Regions from separate parts of the Homo sapiens genome. Here region 2 is linked to region 1. The links are chromatin contacts, found by Hi-C or POLR2A ChIA-PET in ENCODE. All regions are on one chromosome and are shown on one strand. Each heading gives the region's core, a stretch centred on a gene start or an enhancer-like site at or near the end of the contact. The rest is flanking DNA. Distances are from core to core; before and after follow the strand shown. Region 1 holds the start of PHPT1 (phosphohistidine phosphatase 1). Region 2 holds the start of NOXA1 (NADPH oxidase activator 1).

Region 1 (6,736 bases), core at 2,215-4,714:
ACGTCGCTGACGGAGAAGGGCCGCGCGGGCGAGGGCCTGGGCCGCAACTGGTACGTGACGCCCGAGATCACCATCACTGACAATGACCTGCGCGCCACCGAGCGCCCGAGCGCCAGGGCCTGGGAGTTGCCCGGGGGCCGCACGCGGCCACCTCCCCACGCGGCCCCCGACGGCCCCACCTCTGGCCGCCAGCGGAGCCTAGAGCAGCTGGACGAGCTCATCACGGACCTGGTCATCGACTCGCGACCCACCGCCGGCCAGGCCTCAGAGCCCGCGGCCGACTGCCTGGGCCCCCAACTGCGCCGACTGCTGGACTCGCGGCCCGCGGGCTCCGGGGCCCCCGCGCTGGCGCCGCCACGCTCGCCCCCCGCCTCGGCCGGCAGCGCCGAGGAGCCCGCGGCCCCGGGAGAGGCGGCCGACGCGTCCCCCGAACCCAGCGCCGACGAGGACGACCTGATGACCTGCTCCAATGCGCGCTGCCGGCGCACCGAGACCATGTTCAACGCCTGCCTCTACTTCAAGTCCTGCCACAGCTGCTACACCTACTACTGCTCGCGCCTGTGCCGCCGCGAGGACTGGGACGCCCACAAGGCGCGCTGCGTGTACGGCCGCGTGGGCAGCGTGTGCCGCCACGTACTGCAGTTTTGCCGCGACAGCGGCCCGGTGCACCGCGCTTTCTCGCGCATCGCGCGTGTCGGCTTCCTGTCGCGCGGCCGCGGCGTGCTCTTCCTGGGCTTCCCAAGTCCAGGCTCGGCCGACAACTTCCTGCGCTTTGGCCTGGAGGGGCTGCTGCTATCCCCCACCTACCTATCGCTGCGTGAGCTGGCCACACACGCGGCGCCCCTGGGCAGCTACGCGCGCGAGCTGGCGGCCGCTGGGCGCCTCTACGAACCGGCAGAGTGCTTCCTGCTCAGCGTGTCCGTGGCCGTGGGACCCGGCACCGCGCCACCGGGGACACCGGCCCTGCCCGCGCCCGCGCCACGCAGCCACGGGCCAACAGTGCGCAAGTTCGCCAAGGTAGCGCTGGCGGCCGGCAGCCCCGCGCGGCCGCCCCCGGCGCGGAGCCGCGAGCCCGACATGGAGACGCTGATCCTGACGCCACCGCCGGGCACGGCGGGCCTGGATCAGGACGGCGAGGCGGGCCGGCGCGCGCGCGAGGTGGCCTTCATCCACATCCAGCGCGAGCTGCGGCTGCGCGGCGTCTTCCTGCGCCACGAGTTCCCGCGCGTCTACGAGCAGCTTTGCGAGTTCGTCGAGGCCAACAGGCGCTTCACGCCCACCACCATCTACCCCACGGACCGGCGCACCGGCCGCCCCTTCATGTGCATGATCATGGCCGCCTCCGAGCCGCGCGCGCTCGACTGGGTGGCCAGCGCCAACCTGCTGGACGACATCATGTGAGGCGCCGGGCCCACCAGGCCTAGCCCAGGCGCTGGCCCGAACCCTGCCCTGCCCACTCAGGCCCCGCCCGGCCCACCCAGGGCCGCCCCCGAGCCCCGCCAGGGCCCCACCCCGACTTCTTCTAGGCCCCGCCTCTAATTCCCCAGCCTTCCAAGCTCCGCTCAGTTCGGCCTCCAGCTCCGCCCAGGCCCCCACCCCCCGGCCCTTCGTCCCCGTAGTGTTCCTCACAGGCCCTTCGCCTTCCCACCCCCAGCAACCCCTCTCCCTCCTCCGGGCCTCCTCCCTCTCCCAGCTCGCCCTCGAGGATCCCCAGAAGAAGTCGGTCCTCGCCCTCGGTGCTCCCCGCTGGGAGGCGGGGTGGGCCTGAGGACCGCCGAGCTCTGCCTTCACTCGGAGGGGTCACTACTGCACAGACCCCACCCGTAGAGATCCGGTCCCCGTCGGTCCGCGGGGCTCTCGCTGGAGCCTCCCCGACTCCGGTTTCCCCTCGTCCAGAAGCCCGACGTAACCAAAGCCCAGTCTGTCACTTTAAACACGCCCCGCCCCGCCTCCCGCGGCTGTGTTGCCTCCTCGCTGGAGAACACCCTGGTCGACCTCTGTGCGTCCGTGTGCGCGAGCGCGTCCCGCCGAGGCGGTGGGCAGGGCGGACGGTGCGCAGTGCGTTCCCGCTGGTCGGAGCCAGCACACTAACCACGCCACGCGCCCTGCCGTCCCTTCGCCTCCAGCCGCTGCAGTCTGGGCCCTGCAGGAGCTGGGAAAAACCGCAGGGAGGTCTTCAGGCCGATATGCAAGTCTCCCAGCCGAAGGGGCAGGGGACCTGAACAGGGGAAGCAGAGCACCTGGGCCTGGCCAGAGCTGACACCTGGCTAGGAGAGGAAGGACCAAGGGACGGGGCGTTCCCAGGTGGGAGCCTGGAGGGCAAAGCGTGGTGCGAGCAGGTGAGGGAGAGAGCTAGTTGGTAAGCGTGGAAGCCCACCCGAGGGGGCTTGACCTGTCCCGAGAGGTCCCCGCACACCCGCTCTGGCCGCACGCCGTACTGCGGGCGTGGAGGCGCAAGCCCGGCGGCCCGGCCTCCACCTGTCCCCCAAGTGCACCCTGGTCCGCGCCCAGAGCTCTCTGGAGGGTGGGGTATGCGGGAGAGGGGTGGAGGCCAAACGCAAGGGCCCTCCTGGAGTCCCCAGCCCTACTTCGGAGCCAGGGGAGGGGGCACCAAGTGAGAGAAATTGGGCACCCCCGCCTCCGCTCCTGCTTTCGCACCCGGCACGCCCATCTCGTCCCCGCGCGTCTGCACCGGCCAGGCGTCCCGCTTGCCCACCCGCCGCCGCGCCCCGCGCCCCCTACCCCAGGGCCTCTGCATTCGGCCCCACCCCTGAGGGCCGGCCGGGAACGCCCCTGGACCGGAATAATTTCCAGGGGGCAAGAGCTTTCGAACCAAGTAAAATAGAACTTGAATGTAGCGGCTGCCGTTGCCTCCTTGTACCGGTAGCGGGGTTGGGGACGGAAGCCTTCGGTCGGTGGAGAGGAGAAAGGGAGAGGCCTTCGGGCGGTGGACGGGGAAGAGAGGGAGTCCTTCGGGCGGTGGAGGGGGTGGAGAGCGAGGCCTTCGGGCGGTGGAGAGCGGGGAGGGGGGAGGCCTTCGGGCGGTGGGAGGGGGAGAGAGGGAGGCCTTTGGGCGGTGGGGGCCACGGGGAGGGTGGTCTTCGGACTACGTGCGGGACAGGAGGTCAGGGCTGGCAAGTCCCTCAGGCCTCCCTCGTTGCCCCAGCCTCGCGGGCCGCCTAACTGCCCCGTTCCAAGGGTGCCACCGGACCCCGCTGGAGAGGAACTTCTCCGTTGGCTGGATTTCATCACCACCCATTCCCGATTCCACGTTTCCTTTAAGCGGGGCTGGCGGAGCCGCAAGGCGGCAAGGAACTGGATTGCGATTGGTCAGCACGTGCCTCGGTCGGCGGTACAATTGGCTGAGGCGCTGGGCCTTGGGAAGCATTCCCCGACGGGATTGGTCGTCGCTCTCGCAGAGCCCGCCTCCCGCAGTACAAGCGGCCCCCGGGTCGGGTGGGAGGAGGGGACTCCGGGAGGAGGAACATGGCGGTGGCGGACCTCGCTCTCATTCCTGATGTGGACATCGACTCCGACGGCGTCTTCAAGTATGTGCTGATCCGAGTCCACTCGGCTCCCCGCTCCGGGGCTCCGGCTGCAGAGAGCAAGGAGATCGTGCGCGGCTACAAGTGGGCTGAGTACCATGGTGAGGGCGGGACCTGCGGGCATGCCAGGGGCACGCCTGGCGAGGCGGGGGCGGGGCTGGCGGGACGGAGACGGGGCTGACGAGGCAGGGGCGGGGCTGGCGGGGCGGGGGCGGGGCTGCGGGCCGTAGCGGACTGCGCTCTGCTCCGAGTCCTGCCCCTGCTAGGTTTGACCCAGGCTGAGGTCCTGGGCGGGAAGGGCGTGACACGGCCTGACACCCTCCCCAGCAGTCTCCCAGTTCCCGCGCCCTCCCCGGTTCCACCCTCCTTCGCTCATTCATCCCTGTCCCAGCCTCAAGGGGCTTCGTCTCTCCTGGGGAAGGGGCTGTTCAGAGCTGGGATTTCAGACCCCTTCGGCTGGGAGTTCCTCCCGCGGCCTCCAAGGGCGGCCAGGGCACGTCCTGAGGCCGCCCTCCCATCCCAGCGGACATCTACGACAAAGTGTCGGGCGACATGCAGAAGCAAGGCTGCGACTGTGAGTGTCTGGGCGGCGGGCGCATCTCCCACCAGAGTCAGGACAAGAAGATTCACGTGTACGGCTATTCCATGGTGAGCCGCAGCCCCGTCCCGCCCTGCCGGAGGCCCCAGTACCAGCTTCGAGGCCCACCTGAGCCTGCTGCCCTGACCCGTGGCCCCAGCTGAGCACGCAGGCTTCCTGGGGTTCTCCCAGGGTCGGCGGCAGAGCCCTCCCTCCAGGGCCCATTGTGTTCCTGCATTCCCCCATGGAGCACACGCCAGACCTGAGGGGTGGGACGGACACCCCCAGACATGGCCGGCTGTCTCCTCTCCCTGCCTTGGGAGGCCTTGCTGGGCTCTAGCTGTCCTCCAGCACTTTGGGCCCTGGGCCCCCAGAGGCAGTCAGTACCTGGGTGGAGCTCAGAGTCCCCACCTGTGCTCTTCACAAAAACCACCAGCAGATGAGACCCACGTGCGTCCCTCTGGGCGCCTCAGGCCCCAGGATCCACCATCAAGGTTTGCTTGCCTGTGGAGGTCGCCTCTCCCCAGGGGAGCCCCCAAGGGCGGTCGGGATGGTGGGTTTGGCATCCCCAGGCACTGCCTATCCCTTTCCCACACTCGCTTCTGGTGTGGCTGGTGGCTGGATGCCCAGAGCCGGGTATCGGGTTGAAGGGTCCAGGTAGTGCCAGCAGGCGTCTTCTCTTCTCCAGGCCTATGGTCCTGCCCAGCACGCCATTTCAACTGAGAAAATCAAAGCCAAGTACCCCGACTACGAGGTCACCTGGGCTAACGACGGCTACTGAGCACTCCCAGCCCGGGGCCTGCTGCCTCCAGCAGCCACTTCAGAGCCCCCGCCTTTGCCTGCACTCCTCTTGCAGGGCTGGCCCTGCCTGCTCCTGCGGCAGCCTCTGGTGACGTGCTGTCCACCAGGCCTTGGAGACAGGCTAGCCTGGCCACAGAATTAAACGTGTTGCCACACCTGCCGGCTTCTGAACTCTGTCCTTGGCTTCCTGCACCCTGCGTCACCACCTCCGGGGGCCCCCAGACCCTAACTAAAGCAGGTGGGTGGGGGAACACAGGAGTGGCCCCAGGGAGTGGCGGTGCACACTCAGCCCTTTGGGGTCTGATAAAGGGGCCCGCTGATGGCCTGACTGCTCTTCCCACGGCCATCGTCCTCCAGGGCATCTTGGAGGAGGTCTGGCAAGCCCTTGCGAGAGGAGTCAGGGCCTGGTCCCTCGGGCTGGCCAAGACCTGGGGCGCCCACCAGTGCTCCCTCCTATGAGCCCATCCCAGGGCTCCCCAGTGTCCTGTCTGCCCTGAGGCTCCTTCCGTGACCTGCAGGCTCCTTCCATGACCAGCCCCATGGGGCCTACCAGTATCCAGGGTCAGGTCGCACAGCTGCATCTACCCCACAGGCTCACGTTGACTCTGGAGGCCCCTCCCAGGTCCCTCTTGCACCCGGCAGGGCTGTGGGCAGGACACGGGTTCAGGCCTTGCCCTGGGAAGCCCCATACACAGTGGGACTCCATGGGGTGGTGCAGGGGCACCCTGGGGGCCAGGGCTGGTTGTACACAGGGCACCCCCACCTTTGTCAGCTCACTGGTCCTCCGGCCAGCCTCTCCAGACGGGCACTGTCATAACCACATTTTACAGACCGGGACACTGAGGCTCAGTGACACAAGCTCCGAGGTCACACCATGGGAAATCACAAACAGGGCCTGGCCCCAAATGCCACACTCCTTCCCCAGCCCCAAAGACCCTGCCCCAAGCATGAGTCTGCTCCATGAGAAACCGAAGTTTCTGGGCTCCTAGGGACCCTGTATCTGGCACCGGACAGCACCTGGCTGCTCAGGACGAATGAATGACGGCGTGATCCTCCACAGCCTGACTTAAAGGCAGGTTCCCCACGGCTGAGAACGCAGGGACCAGCTCTGGTGCACGTGCTGGACTCCTGCAGCTGCTGGACTGGTTGAGTCCTGACCTTGGCCAGCACCACGCTATTGCCAGAGGCACAGTGAGAGGCCACGGCGGCCTCTGCCCGCCCCACACTGCCGAGCAGAGTCCTGGTGGGGTGCCTGGGTCCCTCCCCATTCCAGTGGGAGCCTCCCCTTCACCAGGCAGGGCAGGGCAGGGTGGAAGAGCCTGACCTTGTGTCTGAGGGAGCCGGGCAGGTGGGAGCTGACCCTGGGTCAGAGGCCCCCTCCTGGGGCCACTTTCACGGCCCATGCTTGGCACCGTCAGCACTGGGTGGGGCCGGGCCGAGGGGCCCTCCACTTAACAGCAGAGTCAGCGTGCGGGGCCAGCGCAGGCTGATAACCGCACGGAACTTCCCAGGCACCCTGTGTGGCCGCACTGCTCCCTCTGGCCCAACCATGCCTCTGTCCAGCCACCTGCTGCCCGCCTTGGTCCTGTTCCTGGGTAAGTAGTCTGGTCCCACTCCTGAGGCAGGACCAGGGGCCCTGGCTTCTGAGCCTACCATCTGTGTGGCAGTGACGGACACCAGGGCTGATGCCTGAGCCCCAAAGGGAAGGAGGGTTGCAAGGTACTACCTTGGCCGGCCTGCAAGGGGGGTGACCTGGAATCAGCCCATGGGGTCCTCGGGCCTGCCAAGCAAAGGAAGAGGCACGACTCCCCTC
Region 2 (6,736 bases), core at 2,012-4,511, 570 kb after region 1:
CCTGGGCGACAGAGGGAGACTCCGCCTAAAAAAAAAACAAAAAAAACCCCAGCAAATTACATAGAACTGAACTGATAGAGGCCTGAAATGCTTTTTATGATTTTTTGTTGTTATCGAAACCTTGCTGACTCTTTTTATATTTTGTTTTCCAGAGTCAGAAAACCTTTTTCTTTTTGAGCTATTTATAGCTATAGCAATTGAGTGACATATACTTTTGTGAGCAAAACTGAAATATTTGTCTTTTTCTCTACCTGATTTCTCAAAAATCTGGAAGCGATTCATGAGTATTCTTATTTTATGGCAATGTAGTTCTTTGCATGAGTTCAGTAAGAATCTGTTGTCCTTGTAACAGGACACAATTGGAGACCCTGGTTATTCTACCAAGGCTTGGACTGGGATGACGTATTTTTGGATATGACGAGACTGCTTTGAGGAATCGAGGTTCGCTTTATAGAGCCAATAAAAAGCCCCTTGGGATGACTGGACTGGTGCCCTGTTTACATAGTTCCCTTAAAAGGTTCTTGGCCTTGAGGTAAGGAAAGAATGTCACTTTCCGACAGATCCAGGAACTTCAAGATAGTTTGGGACCTGGAGGACAGACATTCACCCCCCCCCCCAAATTCATACAGGTATTATACATACACTGTGATGGGGAGCCACTGGCTTGGCTTCCTAGACATGGGAAGTGTTTGTTTTGTTTAGAGACAGGGTCTCGCTCTGTCACCCAGGCTGGAGTGCAGTGGTGCGATCATAGCTCACTGCAGCCTCAATCTCCTGGACTCAAGCGATCCTCCCATTTCAGCCTCCTGAGTAGCTGGGACTACAGGTGAGCACCACTATGCCCAGGTAATTTTTAAATTTTTTGTGGAGACAGGGACCTCGCTATGTTGCCCAGGTTGGTCTCAAACTCCTGGGCTCAATGAATCCTCCCACCTTGGCCTCCCAAAGTGCTGGGATTACAGGCATGAGCCACCATGCCCAGCCCTCAAGTGGCTTTTAAAGGTCTATTCTGACCCTCTTGTAGTTCATAAGCATGATGATTGCCTCATGTGTAGGGTCTGTCTCCTTCAAACGCTGTTATGACGCCAGCACATTACCTGTCTGATGTGGGGAAAAAAAGTCTGAAATTCCTTATGGCAAAGTTCCAGCCAGTTTAGAAAGGAGCCTATATGGCCAATCACCACTGTTGTACTTTAGGCAAATAATCAGGCCAAATATAATCCTAAAATTTATTTTACAAGTAAATTGGTCTTACCAAGATTTATCTTTGGTAGAAATGGGGAAGTAGAGAAAAATTATGTTTCAGAGAAAAACTACAGCATACCTGTTACTGGATTCTAGCCCTGATCATTGTATTTTTTATTTTCCTACAATCTGGACTAAATCCTGAACAATCTTCTGGCTACAAGTCTCAAAGAAGAACCTGGCTGGGCAGAGGTTCACACCTATAACCCCAGCACTTTGGGAGGCCCAGATGAGAGGATCACTTGGGCTCAGGAGTTCGAGACTAGCCTGGGCAAGGTGTCAAGACCTAGTCTCTACCAAAAAAATTTAAAATTAGCCGGTCCTGGTGGCAAACACCTGTATTCCCAGGTACTCAGGAGGCTAAGACAAGAGGATCATTTAAGCCCAAGAGTTCAAGGCTGCGATGAGTGGGAATCGTGCCTCTGCACTCCAGCATGGGTGACAGAGCAAGACCCCATTTCTAAGTAAACAAATAAATAAAAAGAAAGAAGAACATGGATTTTAGTTTCTTCATGTTTTTAGTTGTCTCCCTAATGGAACAGGTTTGTTTTTTTCATCCTGGCATACAAATTGGTTATAGTCCTATGTGTTACTTCTGAGAAAATTAAAATTAATGGTGTTTCTAAAAACTAGAGATGATTCAACAGGTGACAGCAGTTGTATAAATTAATGACTTCACTGAGACCTCATGTTTGCCACCCTGTAATGCCATTCCAATTCAGTTTGTGGTGTTCTTAAAAAAAAAAAAAAAAAAAAAACTCCCTGAAATGTCTCCTCCTTCCCTGCTTGGCATGGGACAGGACTATGTGGGAATGAGCCTTCCCAGCAAGAGGGGACACTCTGACCCTCAGATTTTGATAATCAATGCTTTCAAGAAGAAAGATTTTGATCAAAAGGGGGGCAAATGAGAAAGAAAAAAATCATTTATCTGAGGAATGTAAAGCCCTTTTAAACTGTGGGCCCAGAAAGCTTGATGTTAAGTGCCAGAAAGCATTTCAAATGAAACCGCAGCCCCTCACTACCCCTCGAGCCAAGTAACTATCCACTGATGACACCAAGCCGTGGTCAATCGCGAACCAATGCCATTTCTACAAGCCAGTGAGCTCCTGGGCAACGTTCGAAACCACCTGCTCTCCGATGGGCTCTGTTTTCTTTAAAAACCTGAGCCTCTGTTTTGTTCTCCGTTGCACCTGGTGACCCAGGCCGCCCTCGACCTCTGTGCCTGAATAAACCCACCGGGCACCACATTCTGACCCTTTTAATTATTTTAGGTTGACAACTAATACAGGACTCAGCGCCGGTGGACAGGAAGCCAGGGCCCCTGCAGGGAGGCGCCCGTCCCTTCTCCCGGGGAGGGCAGGGCGGGCGCGCGCGCGTCCCACCGGGAGCGCCTCCTCCTCGGCGAGGGAGCGAAGGGCCTCCGGGTCCTGTGATGTCCGTGCTCGGAAGGCGCGGAGGAGGGCAGGCCCTGCGGGACAGGGCGGCGGGGTCGCCGGGGTCGGCTCAGCTCCCCGCGGCGTCCGGCTGCTCGGCGGCCTCCGGAGCGGGGCCCTGCGGGAGAACGCACCTTCCCCGCCCCATCGGGGCCTCAGTTTCCCCACCCCGGGAGAGCCGGCGGCCCGCCCCCGGCTCACTCCCAGCTACGGCCCTCACCTCAGGACGCGCACCCGGCCCGGCCCCGCTCTGCCCCCGGCGCCCAGACCGCCCACCTGGCCCGCGCGGCCCGGGGTCGCTCACCTGCGGGGCCGGGACCGCCCCACACCGTCCACGCCCGGCGCGGAACCTTGGCCCGACCGCAGCCGCTGGCCCGGAGGGCTTTATCCGGCGCACCAAGGCCAGCGCGGGCGGGGCGAGGAAGCCGGGCGCACAAAGCTCCCGGCGGAAGTCCGGCCGGGGCGGGGGCCGAATGGGAGGTGGGCGAGGCCTGAGGGTCTGGAGTGGGCGTAGCCGTTTCTGGCGGGGGCGTGGCCTTACCGGGGAGGGGCGGGCGCCTGCCGCCAGGGGGCGCCGCGGGGCAGCGGGGTTGCACCTGGCGCTTGGCGCCCGCACCTCTGCCCGCCTCGGAGACCCCGCAGCCCCGCGCCGCCGCCTGGCCCCGGCCCCGGCCCCTCCGCGGGATCCTGGCCCCTCCTCGAGCGCCGCCACCGGCCGCCATGGCCTCTCTGGGGGACCTGGTGCGCGCCTGGCACCTGGGCGCGCAGGCTGTGGATCGTGGGGACTGGGCCCGCGCCTTGCACCTCTTCTCGGGCGTCCCGGCGCCGCCCGCCAGGCTGTGCTTCAACGCGGGCTGCGTGCACCTGCTGGCCGGGGACCCCGAGGCCGCGCTGCGGGTGAGCGGGGCGTGGGGAGGCCGGTGCGGGCGACGCCTCCGCCTCGAGCCCCTGGGGAGGGCCCAGCGCCCCTCCCCGACCGTCACGGGGTCGCCCTGCCGCCCCCGACCCAGCGAACGCCCCGGCAGGTGGGAGCCGAGCAGGGGGGCCGCACCTGAGCTAAGCGAGGCCGCGCTGGGGGGCGCGGCGGTCACCGGGAGAGGCCGGGGCCCGAGGGTGACTCACACCGGGAAGGGGGAAGCTGCTGGGCTGGGTCAGGCCCGAGGGACCGCCCTGCCCTAAGGGGAAAGCGTTGCGCCTGTGGTCATGGCCGGGAGACCGGGTCAGTCTCCTCCTCAGAGCCCTCAGCCCTCCCCCAGCCCACTCCCCGAAACAGCCAGGAGTCCAGGGTGCCAGGGTGCAGCGGCCGAGGCCCTGCACGGAGCCCGGTGCCCTTCTCGTGCCCCCTCGCGTTCCGGGGCCGCCTGTTCCTGCGCATCCCAAACGCCAGCGCTGCCCACCCCCGCTCAGTCCCAAGCACCCCGCAGAAGCAGGCAGGTGCCCACGGTTACTGAAGGCTCGGTGACAGCAGTGATTTAAAGGAGAGGGAACTGCGCGCTGTGGGAGGGTCTCCACGCCCCTGACTGGCAAAATATCCCCCTTGGAGGAGACTGGGCAAAGCGCATGAGACCCCCCTCTCTTGTGTCTTAAAGCTGCGTACAAATTTACAATCACCTCCATAATGATTTCATTTTTTTGTTTGTTTCAAAGATGGAGTCTCGTTCTGTCACCCAGGCTGAATGGAGTGCCGTGGCCCAATCTTGGCTCACTGCAACCTCTGCCTCCCGGGTTCAAGCAATTCTCCTGCCTCAGCCTCCCTAGTTGCTGGGAGTACAGGCGCCCACTACCACGCCTGGCTAATTTAGTATTTTTAGTAGAAACGGGTTTCACCATGTTGGTCAGGCTGGTCTTGAACTCCTGACCTCAGGTGATCCACCCTCCTCGGCCACCCATAGTGGTGGGATTACACATGTGAGCCACCTTGTCCGGCCCACAATGATTTCATTTTAAAATGTTATCCAAGAAAGGGAATGTAATCTTTAGACACCAGGTGGTTCAGCAACAAATCCTATGTCCGGGGCTAACCCAGTCACTTGTGCTCTTGTGCCTGGTTTCACTACAGAGAGGGGACGCAGTGAAAGTCATACGACTAACCCACAGCATATGCATGTTAGGAATATGGGAACTTAGGAAAGCAGATGGAACAGCTATGATTCATAAAGCCGATCACGTGAGGGGCAGCCCAGGGTGCAGAGGGTGTCGCTGGAACTGCTGTCTCTTGTTAGGAGCCTTGCGTGACGTTTGGGGCAGACAGGTGGGTTCTGCTGGCCCTGAGCCGCCACCCCACATCAGGGCTGCGTGCCTGTGCTCAGCCGCCACACTTCACACCTGTGTGAACTTGGTTCAACGACAAGCCCCCACTCAGCCAGATTTGTGAAAGAGACCGTAGCACCCTTCCTGTCACACACATTTAACTGATGGCCACGGTCCCTGTTCAGAACCTTCTGTGTCCTCCTGAGTCTGGTTTAAGGAAGAGCTGTGCTTTACACACAGATAAACACATGAAGACGTGTGTTGTTCTTTCTGATTCTAATAGATTTCTAGGGTGTCATTTTGCATGAACTATCAAAAAAGGATTTTTATTTTATTTATTTTTTGAGACGGAATCTCGCTCTGTCTTGCAGGCTGGAGTGCAGTGGTGCGATCTTGGCTCACTGCAACCTCTACCTCCCGGGTTCAAGCGATTCTCCTGCCTCAACCTCCCGAGTAGCTGGGACTACAGGCGCGTGCCGCCATGCCCAGCTAATTTTTGTATTTTTAGTAGAGATGGGGTTTCACCATGTTGGCCAGGCTGGTCTCAAACTCCTGACCTCAGGTGATCCGCCCACCTCAGCTTCCCAACATGCTAGGATTACAGGCGTGAGCTAACATGCCCGGCCTGTAATGCAGTTCTTTAGCTGCTGACTCTGGGATCTGGACTGCGTTATCTCGTCTCCAGTATGTGACAGCCAAGGTTGCCTGAGGTCAGGAGTTTGAGAATGTCTTGAACCCAGAGGCGGAGGCAGCAGTGAGCCAAGATCGAGCCACTGCACTCCAGCCTGGGTGACAGAGCGAGACCCCGTCTCAAAAAAAAAAAAAAGGATTTTTAAAAGACAAAAATCTTGCATAACCCCACTCCCCAGAGGTAACTATTATTAACATACTGGAACACTTTTTTCTGGCCTCTGTCCTTGTGCTCATGGTAAACACATTGGTTTTAGCAGCACCTCAGTGGGCTCTGCGCCTTGGACGGGTTGGGGTTGGGTGGGCTGTGGCAACCTGAGTGGCGACAGCCCTGCCCAGGCAGGGGCTCCGAAGGTTCCTGGACAGGAGCAGGAGGGGCTGTGGGGGGTCCCCAGGGGCTGACGGAATTCCGTGGCCCTGTCACCCATCACGCTGTATCTGTGATGCTGCGTGACCAGGTTACAGACCTTGGCATCCCGTGGGCATTTTTGTCCCCAGGCATTTGACCAAGCCGTGACCAAGGACACCTGCATGGCGGTTGGCTTCTTCCAGCGAGGAGTGGCCAACTTCCAGCTGGCAAGGTGAGTACAGGGGTGCCTTGTTCCTTCTCTGACGGCCCTTTGTCTCCCTGCAGAGTCCACTCCTGCACCTCCTCCTCCTCCCTCTCCATCCACTCCCTCCTCTTGCCCACCCCCTCCTCCATGGTTCCTGGCTCCAGGGAAACCTGAGACTGTGGCCCTCGCCTCTGCTGAGCGCCACCCTTGGACACAGGTCGTGGGGTCCTCACTGCTTACCTGGGCTCTCTGCACCATGTCCCTTCCTAAAGGAGGAATGAGGGAAAGGAGACCATCGGGACTGCAGACCAGGCCATGCCTCGGCCTCTCTGCTAGACACTCACAGGCCCCATCCCAGGAGGGCAGGCTCTGTGGGGAAGTGGATCACAGTCCCGAGAGCCTCGCAATCCTGAAATATCAAAACCCCTCAAATCTAAAATCCCAAAAAATATAATTCTAGAAAAAATAAAATTCTGTAAAAGATATTTATTTACTTTTTAAAAATTGTTTTGAGAAGGAGCCTTGCTCTGTCATCCAGGCTGGAGTGCAATTGTGCGATCTCGG

What was found. A loop is a pair of places that touch in the nucleus more often than their neighbours do. ChIA-PET counts read pairs that join two places held with the same protein, here RNA polymerase II (POLR2A). Pooled maps may share reads with other maps.
Region 2: a loop to region 1 is called in a map with no recorded cell type, with 25 times the contacts of the local background. The contact joins the promoter of NOXA1 here to the promoter of PHPT1 in region 1. A Hi-C loop is called at or near these places in 1 of 37 single-sample maps with no recorded cell type and 7 of 50 pooled maps. POLR2A ChIA-PET finds 5 or more read pairs at or near these places in 1 of 52 experiments (B cell).

The regions. Positions count from the first base shown.
Region 1 is chr9:136,845,945-136,852,680 of GRCh38, forward strand. PHPT1 (phosphohistidine phosphatase 1) reads left to right here and starts at 3,465. Exons shown (of 3, transcript NM_014172.6): 1 at 3,465-3,646; 2 at 4,069-4,193; 3 at 4,811-5,080. The coding sequence starts at 3,487. The coding sequence ends at 4,903. It overlaps AJM1 (apical junction component 1 homolog), which reads left to right. Exons shown (of 3, transcript NM_001080482.5): 3 at 1-2,857. The coding sequence ends at 1,401. MAMDC4 (MAM domain containing 4) reads left to right here and starts at 6,402. Exons shown (of 27, transcript NM_206920.3): 1 at 6,402-6,518. The coding sequence starts at 6,473. RefSeq lists silencers at 2,407-2,636, 2,857-2,916, 2,997-3,076, 3,257-3,316, 3,707-3,786 and 1 more and an enhancer at 3,437-3,716.
Region 2 is chr9:137,420,132-137,426,867 of GRCh38, forward strand. NOXA1 (NADPH oxidase activator 1) reads left to right here and starts at 3,262. Exons shown (of 14, transcript NM_001256067.2): 1 at 3,262-3,575; 2 at 6,117-6,199. The coding sequence starts at 3,399. EXD3 (exonuclease 3'-5' domain containing 3) reads right to left here and starts at 3,031. Exons shown (of 22, transcript NM_017820.5): 1 at 2,983-3,031. It also overlaps the pseudogene LOC124902354. RefSeq lists silencers at 2,623-2,762, 2,773-2,912, 2,933-3,492.